Regions from separate parts of the Homo sapiens genome. Here region 2 is linked to region 1. Evidence: chromatin contacts called from ENCODE Hi-C or POLR2A ChIA-PET data. All regions are on one chromosome and are shown on one strand. The core of a region is the stretch at or near the end of the contact, and the rest is flanking DNA. Distances in the headings are between cores, read along the strand shown. Region 1 overlaps LYRM1 (LYR motif containing 1). Region 2 overlaps PRKCB (protein kinase C beta).

Region 1 (6,698 bases), core at 2,201-4,700:
GGGGCTCACTACAGTGCTACTACCTGGTAGGCCTTACTCTTCCCTTCCAAGGATCCATCCATCCATCCACTCACTCAACATTTATTGAAGGTCCACCATGTGCCAGACACCTGCCGTTTCTGGGGATACAGTGATAAATAAGCAGCCATGGTCCCTACCCTCCTTGAGCTTATATTCTAGTGGCATAGGCAGATGATGTACAAGAACAAGAATTTCAGACAGTCATATGTGCTCTGAAGAGTAATAAGATACAAATGACCAGAGGTGGGGGTTATTTTCTGGGTGGTCAGTGACATTTGAGCTGAGTCCTGAATGGTGTGATGGAACCTAATAACGGACCCAGGTAAGGGGAAGCTGGTGCAAGTAGAGGGAACAACAGGAGCAAAGGATGTGACGTGGGAATCGACTTCAAAGATGAACATGAGGCAGGGCATGGTGGCTCATGCCTGTAATCCCAGCACTTTGGGAGGCTGAGGTGGGAGGATTGCTTGAACCCAAGAGTTTGAGACCAGCCTGGGCAACACGGGGAGATCCCATCTCCATTGAAAAATAAAAACATTAGCCAGGCATGGTGGCTCATGCCTATAAGCCCAACACTTTCAGAGGCTGAGGTGGGAGGATCCCTTGAGCCCAGGTGATAAAGGCTGCAGTGAGCTATGATCACGCCACTGCACTCAAGCCTGGGCAACAGAGTCAGACTCTATCTCAAAAAATGAAAATAAAAAAGATGAACATGAATGCAACAAGAGCCTTTGGGAAAGGGGCCACAGGTCCACAGAATCCAGCACAGGTTGGGGGTAGGCCTTGGAAAGGCACTTTGTTTCTGGTCTTAAGCGCAAAAGACACTGGTAGATTTTATGCAAGCTGGAGTAACACGGTCTGATTTATATCTTTTTAAATACACTGTATATCAAACTACTGTATATCATAACTACTTATAATTCCAACACTTGTACAGATGGTGAAACAAGATCTTGCCTAATGCCCCTAATTAGTTGACAGGAGTCAGGGTCAAGAGCCAAAAAAGCTGGATGATCATTTTCCTGACTGACCACAAGCTTTTCTATTTTGGAGTCAGTAATGGGGACTCATAATGGGCAGCGATCAGTCTAAAAAACAAAAACAAAAACCAAACACCAAACACCCACCCACTCTGCCACTCACTGTCCAAAGTGCAGTGAGAGGGTCTGGGGAGGTTCCAAGAACTTACTGTACAAGGCATACCCAGACACTTGGTGTTTCTACAGGAGGACTATGGAAAGATCTGCTGGTATGAGGGGCCTCATCCACTGTGCCCTTTTACCCCACCTCTGGAACAGTTCCTCTGCCTTTGGAAAGACCATTGCAGCATGAACACTTAGGAATTTAAGAGCAGAGATGAAAATTCCCTTTCCCCAGCTGAGATTTATAGAAGTATGACTCTGGTCTCAGGAATGTCCAAATTCCAAATGCTGGACTCTCATGAGGCTTTGCCTTCTAAAGAAAATGTGTTGCAGTACAAATAAGAAATGGGACAAAGGCAAGAGGAATTTACCCTGATTTTCAAGCCCCAGGAAGTTAAACACCCCTTTCCATTTATTTCAGGAAAGACCTACCCCTAGGTGGAATTTTTTCCCTCATCAGAACTCATGACCGTAGTATAGTCAAATTTCTCTCCCAAGTACTTTATGATTTTTTAGCAAGGAGGGGGAATCATAAACTCCACCCAAATGAGATCATGGTCTTCTGTATGTGCAATGTCCCTCTTTTTGCCATAGGAAGCCTCTCTACTTCATACAACTGAAATACCCTTTCTTTGCCTATTTGCTGCTTCCACCTTTTGACTTCCATCACTTCTGGACGGGTGCCCTTTTCACACTGGGGCTGGGTCAGTGTCCCGGCTATGTGCACTCCTGGCACCTCTGGCATACCCCTGTCATAATGTTCATCCTACTCTATCATAATTTTGCATGACTTACCTTTCTTTTTCCACCATGTGTGTGTTGCAGGGAGTAGGAGGTGGGGAGAGCAGGGGGAGATTTGGGACTGTCTTGTACATTACATGCCTAGGCTGGCACATAGTTGGAACATGACAAATATGTATTAGAAGAATAAATTTACACACACAGAATGGTCATTGATAACGTATGTTCTCATCCTGAGATACACACGATGGTATCTGGACAAGCTTCCCAACTGATGATCCCAGAGCATTGAAGGGTTAAATACTAATTAACCCTTACTAGGATGCTTTCAAGAGCAGTGTGTGTCAGGATAAAGAACTGGAGACTCAGTGTTACTTGGGGAGGAATCCTCATCAGTTTCATCCAGAACAGCGTAAGAGACACAGCTATGATGTAACCCTCACTCTTAAGTTTTCTTAAGGCTGGTTAGGGTTTGTCCACTGGACTGAAATACCTTATAATATTTCCATGAAGTTTAGAACCAAACATAGAAGAATGGGGTTCTGATACTTTTTTCCTGAAAAAATCCTTTTGGGGAATAAGGTCCACTATACTCAATGATCATGGGTTAAAATCAATCTAGAAAACTGTGACTTAAAACTATCATTTGGAAAACCTCTACAGAATTGAAATGCTCTTGCTAATGTCAGAGCAACCAGATGTTCTTGCCCTGTATAGCAGAGTAGGGAATGTCTGTCCCATTTGTAAGGAATAGCAGATATAATACAAAATAAATGAACATTTATTTTGGGCTCTGGGCGGACAAGGCTGGGTTTGAATCTTGACTTTACCCCATTGGGCAAATTATTAACTGCCTGAGACTTGGTTTCTTAGAATGTACAATGGGGTAATAGCAGAACCCCTTTCAGAGTCGTAAGGATTATTCATGAAATAATCCATGTAACATCACTTAGCACTGAGAGTTAACAAAGGCAAATGTTACCTGAATAGGAGGAAACAGAGGAAGAACAACGAGGTCTCTTTTATCTATGCTAAGCTTTGTCTGAATAGGAGAGAAATGTGTGGCCTGTTGGTGAATTTATTGCTTTGTGGTAGTAATGGATTTTCCTAAAGCTGTTTCCCTCTGATCATTAATAATCCCTGTACAGCAAAGGACTATTGTTCTTTGGTATGAGTAAATAACCCTGTTGGAAGCACCGCTTATCTTCAGACCACAGCGCATACTTCTTACTGGAAATATAATGCAGGTGCCAACACCAAAGGCATGACCAGGCTTCCCTTCCTATTTTTCTTCCTTTATCTCTTACTCCTTGTTTATCCCTCAGGGCACTTTTCTCTTAGATCTGTTATACTCCCTCCTTTTTGGTGTACACCCATATTCTTACCCCAATCCAATAACCTTTAAGTGAAATTGTTCTCCATACATTTCTGGTCCCATATCCTCCTATCAATTAAACACACACACACACACACACACACACACACACACAACCACAGACTTATTTCCTGTTTCAGATTCAGTTTTTGGTTACTAGAATCCAAAAAGGGAAGTGTAATGCCTCACATGCCACACACTGTTTTGCAAATTTCAGGATATGCTTGTGTGGTATACTTAATCATACCGCAGCTATTTTATGAAACAGCATCTTTTTACACAGAAAATGATAAGAATATGGTCTGTCAGCAATAGGGGGCAGGGAGGAGAGGGTGGATGGCATTTTTATTTTACCTAAGGGAAAATAATTTAGTTTAGGCCCTGTAATATGGGAAGTTTTTAGAACACGGGGCCAAAACAAAAAATGTCTGAAAGACTTCTAAAATGTCTATCCCAAACAAGATCACAGGAGGCAAGCACACCCATTCTAAATATATCATACCAGCACCGGAGCGCACACAAGATTATATTTGTACAGGGGAACTCCAATCAGGCTACTGTAACCAAGATAACAACCAATAGATATACAGCTATTTTTCCCATCAGGGATAGAAGTTCTAAATGAAAAGTTATGGGCCCCTCAATTCAAAAGAAATGGAAGTATGTTTCCTTATTAGCATATTTTAACAGGCAAAGAAAAGGTACGGGTCAGTCAGAGGTGGTGAAAAAGCAGTCACCAGTTACTAGTAGTAGAAGGCAGTGGAAGAGATGTGGTGGGGGGGCTGGAATTGAAGGCCAATGCTAAAGATCATTCATTCATTCATTCATTCATTCATTCATAACTCCCCAGCCAGGATCTTTCACCCTTCATATCAAATCGAAAAGTCTGAGAACACAAGACACTGACTTAAGTTCTTGCTTTGTTATAGTTTTCTGAGGAACTGGATTAGGAAACTGACCAAAGAGCTTTGCATGCCACACTAGATACAGTTGGGGCTTTCTAGCACCTGACCCTTGATCCAACTCTCTGATAAATAACCACATTCTGTGCAGGGGTCCAGGCCTTCAGGACAGCTTCCTCCACCATCAAATAACTACTGAATGCGCAACTTTCCCATCTGCAGAGGCACCAGAGCTCCTCAGTAGGCTAAGTCCCTTGAGTTTCACATGCGGAGAATGACTAGCCTACATAGTACCCTCGAGTTCCTCCAGTCCAATGCTGACCAAGATAACTTTCTGTGAAGGAAAGGTTCTATCTGCTCTGTCCAATAGGACACACACCTGTCACAGGTAGCTACTGGCACTTGAAACATACTGTGTTGGAGGAACTGAATTTTTATTTAAATAGTCACATGTGGTCAGTGGCTACACAGGGATAGCACAGCCCTAGACCAAGAATTGCAAATCAAATGCCCACAGGGGTCAGCCAGGTAGCAGGAGAGGAGAGGCCTTTTTGGCAAACCCTGAGCATGAGCCACATAGACGGGAGACAGCTCTTCAGCTCTGGCTGACAGTTGCTGTGTAGGAACCTCTAGGAACTTCAGGCTGGTGTTGTCAGATTGTCGGATTTTTCAAATGAAGCCCAAAGTCTGGATTTTGATGTCCAATTTTTAAATGTTGGCAAGTAAATTTAAAAAAGAATTTAAATCACTGTGTGGGCTGAACAATATGTTTGCAGGCAATATCTGTCTTGTCAGTATGCAACTTCAAATCTAGGCCAACCCTTCAGCTCAGAGAGAAGAGCTTTATCCATGGCCACTCTGCTGGTCAGTGGCAGATCCAGGATTGAAACCCAGGCCTTCTTATTCATCTTCTGATACCCTTTACACTATATTGTGGAACTGATCGTAATTGTGGTGGGCTTGGCAGCAGTGGCAGGGACAAAAGCCCCTTTTTGTGAGAAGCTGTTGGATTGTATGGCTGATACCTTATGAACACAGTGTTCCTGCCCAGCTACAACCACCATATGGACAAGGCTCTGTACCAGGAGCCAGGAAGACACAAATAAGAAACAGTACCTGGGGGAGACAGCCATATAAACAGACAATTTATCCAAAAAGTCAGGTTTTCTATAACGGACACAAATTACCTGAGCACAAGTCCAAAAGCACTGACAGCTGGGAGAGGGAGGGAGGGAAGAGATTTGAGCCAGGACTTAGCTTCTACTTGCTGCGGGTAGAAGCTGGCAAGCGGGTGGATGAGATTCACTGATTACGGGGATGGGTCCCATTATTCCAGGATATTAAGGGGCCTCTTCCTTTGATCTCTGAGGTCTTGTCTGTGTCGTCTCCTTTGCTGGCTTCTCCTTCTCTGGGTACTCTCTAAATGGTAAGAACCCAAGGGATTTAGGGGTCTTCCTCTTTTATTTACACGCTCTTCTTAGGTGATCTGGGAGCTCCTCCCTGCCTTCCTTATTTATTATCTCCAACTATGATTTTTCCCCGACTTGTATATCTAACTTCTTGACAACTTCATTTGACTTGTTAATAGACTTATCAAACTTAATATGTTCAAAAGAGAACTTTCGATATTCCTTTCTAAACTGTTTTCCCGTAGGGAGTTAACCTTGGTTCCTCCCTCTCCTACACACTTCACATCCAATTCCCCAGCAAGTCCTGCAAGCACTACCTCCCAAATATATGCTGAATGGAATTCTCTCCATTTCCACTGTGACTGAGGGCCTTTTCTTTTTTCTTAAGACGGAGTCTCACTCCGTTGCCCAGGCTGGAGTGAAGTGGCGCGATCTTGGCTCACTGCAACCTCCACCTCCCGGGTTCAAGCGATTCTCCTGAGTAGCAGAGATTACAGGCGCGTGCCACTACGCCCAGCTGATTTTTGTATTTTTAGTAGAGATGGGGTTTCACCATGTTGGCCAGGATGATCTCGATCTCCTGACCTCGTGATCCGCCCGCCTAGGCCTCCCAAAGTACTGGGTTTATAGGCGTGAGCCACCGCGCCCGGCCGGCCCTTTCAACACTATCTTCACCTCTCCTTTGTCTTACAGTGCAACAGTCTCCTAACAGGTCTAACTACTTCCACCCTTCTCTATCCAGCAGGCAGAGCGGATTTTTAAAAATGTAAATCAGGTCAGGTCACTTCCCTTCTTAAAACCCTTAAGGTACACATTAGCCAAACCCCTGCCTTGGGCTAAAAGGCGCTGCTACAGTCATGCCACTTCCCCAACTACATCACAGGGCACTCCGGCCCTGGCTCTGTTTGCTTCAGCCACATGGCCTTCTGGCTGTTTCCAACCTAAAAGTCCTTCTCATTGGCTCTTCTCTCCACCCAGAAAACCCATTGTCTCGGATCCCCGCAAAACCGTGGCCTCCTTTGAACGACCTTACCCGATTTCGAGGGGCCCTCCCCCCATCTTCTGTCACCTCATCCGGTCTTTGGGGGGCATTTCTCACTTGCTGATA
Region 2 (6,741 bases), core at 2,916-5,415, 3.0 Mb before region 1:
CTACCATTCTTTGGAGCCAGATCTCCCCTGTTTTATGTGTGATGGATGCTTTTAGCAACCAAGTTTATTCCAACTCCCAGCTGCAGGACTTGTCGCCAATTACTTGGAAAGAGATGAATAATTAAAGACTTCTCTCTAGAGGGACCAAGCAGAAGTGTTTGGCTAACAGGGAAAAGTTAGCAATAATAATCTCCCTGTGGCTCACAGCAGTTTGGTCTACTTCTAAGTCTGCTCAGAGATTCAAAGTCTACCCAAGATTGCACAAGTTGTGACCCTGAGCCTCAGTCTTCACATCCTTAAAGTGGGAATAATGAACTGTTTGGAAACACTTTGTTAGGCTTCAAGAGCTAAACCAATAATAAGGGAGTCTGTCATTCCCTTATGGCACTAAAGTGACACAGGACCCAGGACTTGATGAAAATAGACAACACAAACACAAACAACGAGCAAAGGATCAGTGTCTAGTAGATTGAAATAAAAATTATTACAAATCAATATGAAATTATAAAAAAGTGGGGAGGGAGACATTCATAGAAGATGAAATACAATTGTCCAATAAATATGTAAAAAGATGTTCAGTCTCACTAGTAAGAAGAGGTGGCTGGGAGTAGCGGCTCACGCCTGTAATCCCAGCACTTTGGGAGGCCGAGGCCGGTGGATCACCTGAGGTCAGGAGTTCAAGACCCACCTGGCCAACATGGCGAAACCCCGTCTCTACTAAAAATACAAAAAAAATCAGCCAGGTGAGGTGGCAGTAATCCCAGCTACTAAGGAGGCTAAGGCAGGAGAATCGCTTGAACCTGGGAGGCGGAGGTTGCAGTGAGCTGAGATCATGCCACGGCATTCCAGCCTGGGCGACAGAGTGAGACTCGGAAAGTAAGAAAGGAAAGAAAGGAAAGGAAATGAAGAAAGAAAAGAAAGAAAGAAAGAGAAAGAAAGAAAGAGAAAGAAAGAAAGAGAGAGAGAGAGAAGGAAGGAAGGAAGGAAGGAAGGAAGGAAGGAAGGAAGGAAGGAAGGAAGGAAGGGAAGGAAGGGAAGGAAGGGAAGGAAGGGAAGGAAGGGAAGGAAGAAAGGAAGGGGAAGGGAAGGGAAGAGAAGAGAAGAGAAGGGGACAGGAAAGGATCATTAAAATTAAATGCCATTTTTCTCCCATCAGATTGGCAAAAGTGTTAAGGCCTGATAATATCATGGTCTGGGAAAGATGCAGTGAGACGGAAACACACACTGCTGGTGGGAGTATACAGTGGTCCAGCTATTCTGGAGAACATTTGGCAAAACCTATTAAAAGCTGAATCGTGTATACCCCAGGGCTAAGCCATTATACTTCCGAGGAACACGAGAAACACTTGCATATTGATGAGATGTGTAGAAAGATGCTCATTGCCATGCTGTTTGTAATAGACACAACCCCTCCAAAAAAGAATCTAAATGTTCATCAACAGGGAAGTGGCCATATGCATGGGAGAAAGTTCAGACTTTGGAATGCTACAGAGTTCTATAAGAGACACCAAATTTACAAACAATAGGCTTCTGGGGAAGGTAGAGGGGACTAAATTGAGACGTCAAAAGAGTTAAAAGGTCTTCAATCTTATCTATGTTGTGTAATTTATCCTGATGAGATTGTACTTATGCATTTCTTATGAACTTAAATTTTTTAACACAGCAGGACAATGTCACTATATCATCTATGCTGGGTCACAAAATCTAGCTGACTCCAGAATCAGCAGAAGATACGTGTATGGGGATAAACATGGCCATAATGATTACCCCATGACTGAGGTTTCTACCTCCCCTGATGTTTTCTCTTTACTCTCAGAAAGAAACAGTCAACCAAGGCACACTTGGCTTTTGCCAGTCTAGTAACCTAGAGACCTAAAGGATTAATCCCTTCCCAGGGGCGATAATTAACATTTTCTAATGAAGGCAATTTACAATCAATCAAGTTAACAACTGCTGTTCTTATCCTACTTTCTTTCACTTAGGTGTGAAAAGACAGGAAGTACTTGAAGGGTGGGGTAGACTCAAAGGATAGAATCCCACAGGATCCCATAGAGCCCGGGGGCAATTTGACCAGGAAGGGGTTCTGAACTCCAGAAGAGGAGGATGGAGAGTGGAAACACAAAGACTAAAAGGCAGGCTCTAGCATGACATCCAGAGAGAGGCCTCCCTCTTCTGGGCTTAAGCCTACTCTCCCAGAACCTTCACTCAGCTCCTTGCATCCCAAAGGGCAGAGTCTAGGCTAAGCATAAAGGATCCAATCTATGCAATGGAGGGAAGTAAGTGTCCAACACAGAGGCACCTGATGAAATACAGCGACCAGCCCAAGAAGAGCCCCTTGGGGCTCTGTTTCTTACATTAGGAAATCTCAATTTCAGCCTGCACAACATGGCAAAACCCCATTTCTACAAAGATAGATATATATTTATATATAAAAATTTAAATATACATATACACACACACACACACACACACACACACACACACACACACACACACACACACATATATATATATATATATATATATATATATATATATATATATATATATATATGCCGGGCATTGTTGTACATGCCTGTAGTTCCAGCTGCCCTGGAGGCTGAGGTGGGAGGATCACCTGAGCCCAGGAGGTCAGGGTTGCAGTGAGGTGTGATTGTGCTACTGTACCTCAGTCTGAGTGACAGAATGAGATCCTGTCCAAAAAACAAACAAACAAACAAAAAACCACACACACACACACACACACACACACACAAACAAAACAGAAAATAAATCTTGATTTCTATTTCTTCCTCGTTCAATCTTGTGAGGTTGTGTGCAAAGGAAATTTACCCATTTCCTCTAGGTTTTCTAACTTGTGTGCATAGAGGTGTTCATAGTCATCCCTGAGGATCTCCTGTGTTTCTGTGGGATCAGTCATAATGTCAGCTTGGTCATTTCTGATTGTGCTTATTTGGATTGTGTCCTTTGCAGCAACATGGATGCAGCTGGAGGCCATTATCCTAAGCAAATTAATGCAGAAACAGAAAACCAAATACCACATGTTCTCACTTCGAAGTGGGAACTAAACATTGGGTACACAGGGGCATAAAGATGGAAACAACCGACACTAGGGACCCCAAGAGGGAGAGGGCATAGGGGAAGGGGGTCAAAAAACTACCTATCAGATGCTAGGTTCACTATGTGAGTGGCGCGACCAATAGAAACCCTAACCTTAGCATCACGCTCCATAACCACGTAACGAAACTGCACATGTACTCCCTTAATCTAAAATAATTTAAAAAAAACAAAAAAAGAAATCTCAGAGGCCCTGGTCGTGAGAAGCACCCAGCCTCCACTCAGGGATGGAGGGATACAGAAGCAAACTCCACCTTCCGTTTCCTGTTTGATCACAGCAACTCCCAATGCAGGTCTCTGCTATAAGAAGTAGATACAGGTTTTTTCTTTTCCATCACTTATCATAATCTAGAACGACCTCTTATTTTGTTTGTTTGTAATCTTGTTTATTATCTGTAGGTTACATGAGGAGCAAGGGCTATCTTGCCTATTGCTGTATCCCCAGTATACAGTAGGAGCTCAATAAATTTTTCTTTTCAAGATGAGTTCTCACTATACTGCCCTGGCTGGTCTCAAGATCCTGGGCTCAAGTGATCCTCCCGTCTCAGCTTCCCAAAAGACTGGGATTGCAGGCGTGAGCCACTGTGCCCGGCAATAAATATCTTTTCTTAATCTCGAAGGTGAGGATACTTCTAGCAATACAGCAATAAGCCTGAAACACAGTACCTGAGGGTGGGAGAGCTCACTGAGCAGAGATGGTGTTTAGGAAAGAAGTAGAAATGCCTCTACTTCGGAAGGGACCATTTCTGTTCCTAAAATAAATAAAATCATATGATTTTCCTAGGACTATTTTTTGTGGCTCTATGGGTTAAGAGTCAGAACCTTCATGTTAGTCGCCCTACAAAGGAACAAGGGAGATCCTTATTACTAAGTTTTGAAGTTTGACCTCAGCTTAGCTAAGATTTTACTCTGTACCCATTACTGACGGGCTGGTACAAAAATAAGAGCAGTAACTTCCTCTTTTATTTAAACAAAGAGAGAGAGAGAGAGAAATAACGTACTGAACTCTGAACTTCCTCTCTTTTAACCACAACTTACTACTGACTTTTACTTTGGTAAAAAGATTACCAAATCAGGCACATTCTTGGTGCTGATGGATAGTTTCTATCCAAAACTCTGCCTGGAACATTGTCTACTAATACCAATTTTAATATAGGAGCCAGTCCAGGAACCCTGATTGGAAGCGGACAAGACTGACTCCAGGCTGCCATAAAACTGCCCAGCTCAGCTTTGGGGCTGCTACAGTTACATTTACAGGATAGACACTTTCCATACGAAAATGAAACTGCATTCAAAATGCAATTCTATTTCGAGGCACAAATCCACAGCTAGATAGGGCAGAGGAGCTGGGACATCGGGTGCAGCAGCCTAAGTTTGGCCCCAAGCTCTGCCACTTAAGAGCTCTGTGACATTGTATTACAGGAAAGGAGTCCTGATCCAGACCCCAAGAAAGGGTTCTTGGATCTTGCACAAGAAAGAATTCAGGGTGAGTCCACAGTGCAAAGCAAAAGCAAGTTTATTAAGAAAGTAAAGTGGTGAAAGAACAGTTACTCCATAGACAGAGTAGGGGGTTCCTAAAAGTAAGAGAAGGAGCACGTCCACCCTAGGTAAAATATTCGTGTGTGTGTGTGTGTGTGTGTGTGTGTGTATGTGTATATATATGTATATATATACACATATATATGTATGTATATATACACATATATACGTATGTATGTATACACATATATACATATATATGCATGTGTATATATATACACATACACATGCATATATATGATTATATGATCATATATGTTATATATTATATAATCATATATATAAATCATATATATATGATTTTAAAAATCATGGAGAGATGTGTTCTGCTACAAGGGTTTGTGATAAAGGATTAATTTTCTTAATTACTCTGTTTTGCAATAATCAATATTATTATCCTTAAAGCAAAATTAGGAATGCCTTTGTTCTCAAGATATCGGGATAGCTGGACACTGCCAAGCCTGGCTCTGTTTAGTAAACATTATCAATCTGTTCCCTTAACTGTAGACATCTAGAGGCTAGGAATACCTTTCTTTCTGGGAATGCAGCCCAGCAAGTCCCGGTCTTATTTTCCTAGCCCTTACTCAAGATGGAGTCACTCTGGCTCAAGTGCCTCTGACAATTGGGGAAATGACTTCACCTCTCTGGGCGTTAGTTTTCCCATGTGTTAGACAGAAAAGAGTCTCGTTTCTGTTATGGGCAAGCAAGCTTCAGCTAGACCCAACCTTTCCATAGGTAACAAGTAAAAACTCTCAACGAAAAAAAAATTTTTTCCTGAAATTACTCGAAAGTGAACAAAAGAAAGCAGATTCTGCAGAGAGGTTGAAACTTGGAAGAAGGGAATGGTCATTTTACAGCTTTTCCCCTGAACGCAAGCTGCTGTCAGCTAAAACTTCAACATGAAGCCTCAAGTCTTTCTGGTGTACAGAACCAGAGGACAGGTTTCAGGTCACTCACGGCTTCTGGAAAGTGAGGAAGGAATTCCATAATAGAGACAGCCAAGAGAGAAGAGCCCCAAATTCTGTGTCTAAACCCCACCCAAATGTCTGGCTGACTCTTGAACCATGCATGCATGGGGCAGTCCCAAAGAAGACTCAAGGATAAAATAAAAAACAGAACTGACATCTGAGCTGGTGTCCCAGAGACAGTCTACTGTCCAACCAAGTCAATGGCCTACTAAAACAAAAACATCAATGCTTTTCAGAGAAATACGAATGAATCCAGAGTCTCCACAGCACAACACTTACAGTGTCCAGGATACAATCCAAAATTACCCGACATACAAAAAACCAGGAAGATAAGACACAATCTCAAGAGAAGCTAATCAACCAGGAAAAAAGGGGGAGGAGCAATGATTCAGAGTAGGTTGAGGCAATAACCTCAAATTGTGTGAGATACAATGCATTCTACTGGAAAGAACAGAAAACCCATCTTAAGACGTTTTAAGCAGTAAGAGAATTATCTAACAAAACAAAATTTCAAGAGATAGAGCTATATCAAGATTAGTGAATTCAGGGGCTCAAGGATATTGTGAAGGAGACAGATCCTCTCCCTCTTTTTACACTGCCATTTACAGCTTGCCAACCTTGTCCCTCATGGTCAAAACATAGCTGCCACAGCTCCAAGCACCACATGCAAATGTGACATGAAATACTTAAACACAAATCCTTTGTCCTATGTCCCCTTCCTTCCTGCTTTGCCCTGTGAGTATGTGATTCTGGGAGCTATCACAGCCTTCCTGGGACCAAGAAGGGAGACACTGATCACATTTTGAGGATGGCAGAGCAAATAACTGAGAGGCGCTTGATGACAGTGTTAAGTCTTTGATTAAACCAACCCTGGAACCACCAGCCTCCTTGTTAGGCTCGCCAGATATTCTGTTTTTAAGAACCAAAGCAGGTCAGGCATGGTGGCTCATGCCTGTAATCCCAGCACTTTAGGAGGCGGAGGTGTGAGGATTGCTTGAGCCCAAATTCAAGACCAGCCTGGGAAACACAGTGAGACCCTGTTTCTATAAAAAATAAAATAATTAGCTAGGAATGGTGGGACATGCCTGTAGTCCCAGCTACCTGGGAGGCTGAAGTG

What was found. A loop is a pair of places that touch in the nucleus more often than their neighbours do. ChIA-PET counts read pairs that join two places held with the same protein, here RNA polymerase II (POLR2A). Pooled maps may share reads with other maps.
Region 2: a loop to region 1 is called in a pooled map, with 8 times the contacts of the local background. The contact joins two enhancer-like sites. A Hi-C loop is called at or near these places in 1 of 50 pooled maps. POLR2A ChIA-PET finds 5 or more read pairs at or near these places in 2 of 52 experiments (K562 and naive thymus-derived CD8-positive, alpha-beta T cell).

What each region holds. Positions count from the first base shown.
Region 1 is chr16:20,901,388-20,908,085 of GRCh38, reverse strand. All of the region lies in intron 1 of LYRM1 (LYR motif containing 1), which reads right to left. Among named protein-coding and RNA genes, the nearest start is that of LYRM1, 4.0 kb to the right of the region's middle. RefSeq lists an enhancer at 6,338-6,698. Within about 2 kb of position 3,450, at least 12 of the 41 ENCODE cell types and tissues checked have a DNase peak (open chromatin) inside an H3K27ac peak, as active enhancers do.
Region 2 is chr16:23,861,280-23,868,020 of GRCh38, reverse strand. The region is part of intron 2 of PRKCB (protein kinase C beta); the gene reads right to left. Among named protein-coding and RNA genes, the nearest start is that of PRKCB, 29 kb to the right of the region's middle. RefSeq lists an enhancer at 1,615-2,261. Within about 2 kb of position 4,165, at least 7 of the 41 ENCODE cell types and tissues checked have a DNase peak (open chromatin) inside an H3K27ac peak, as active enhancers do.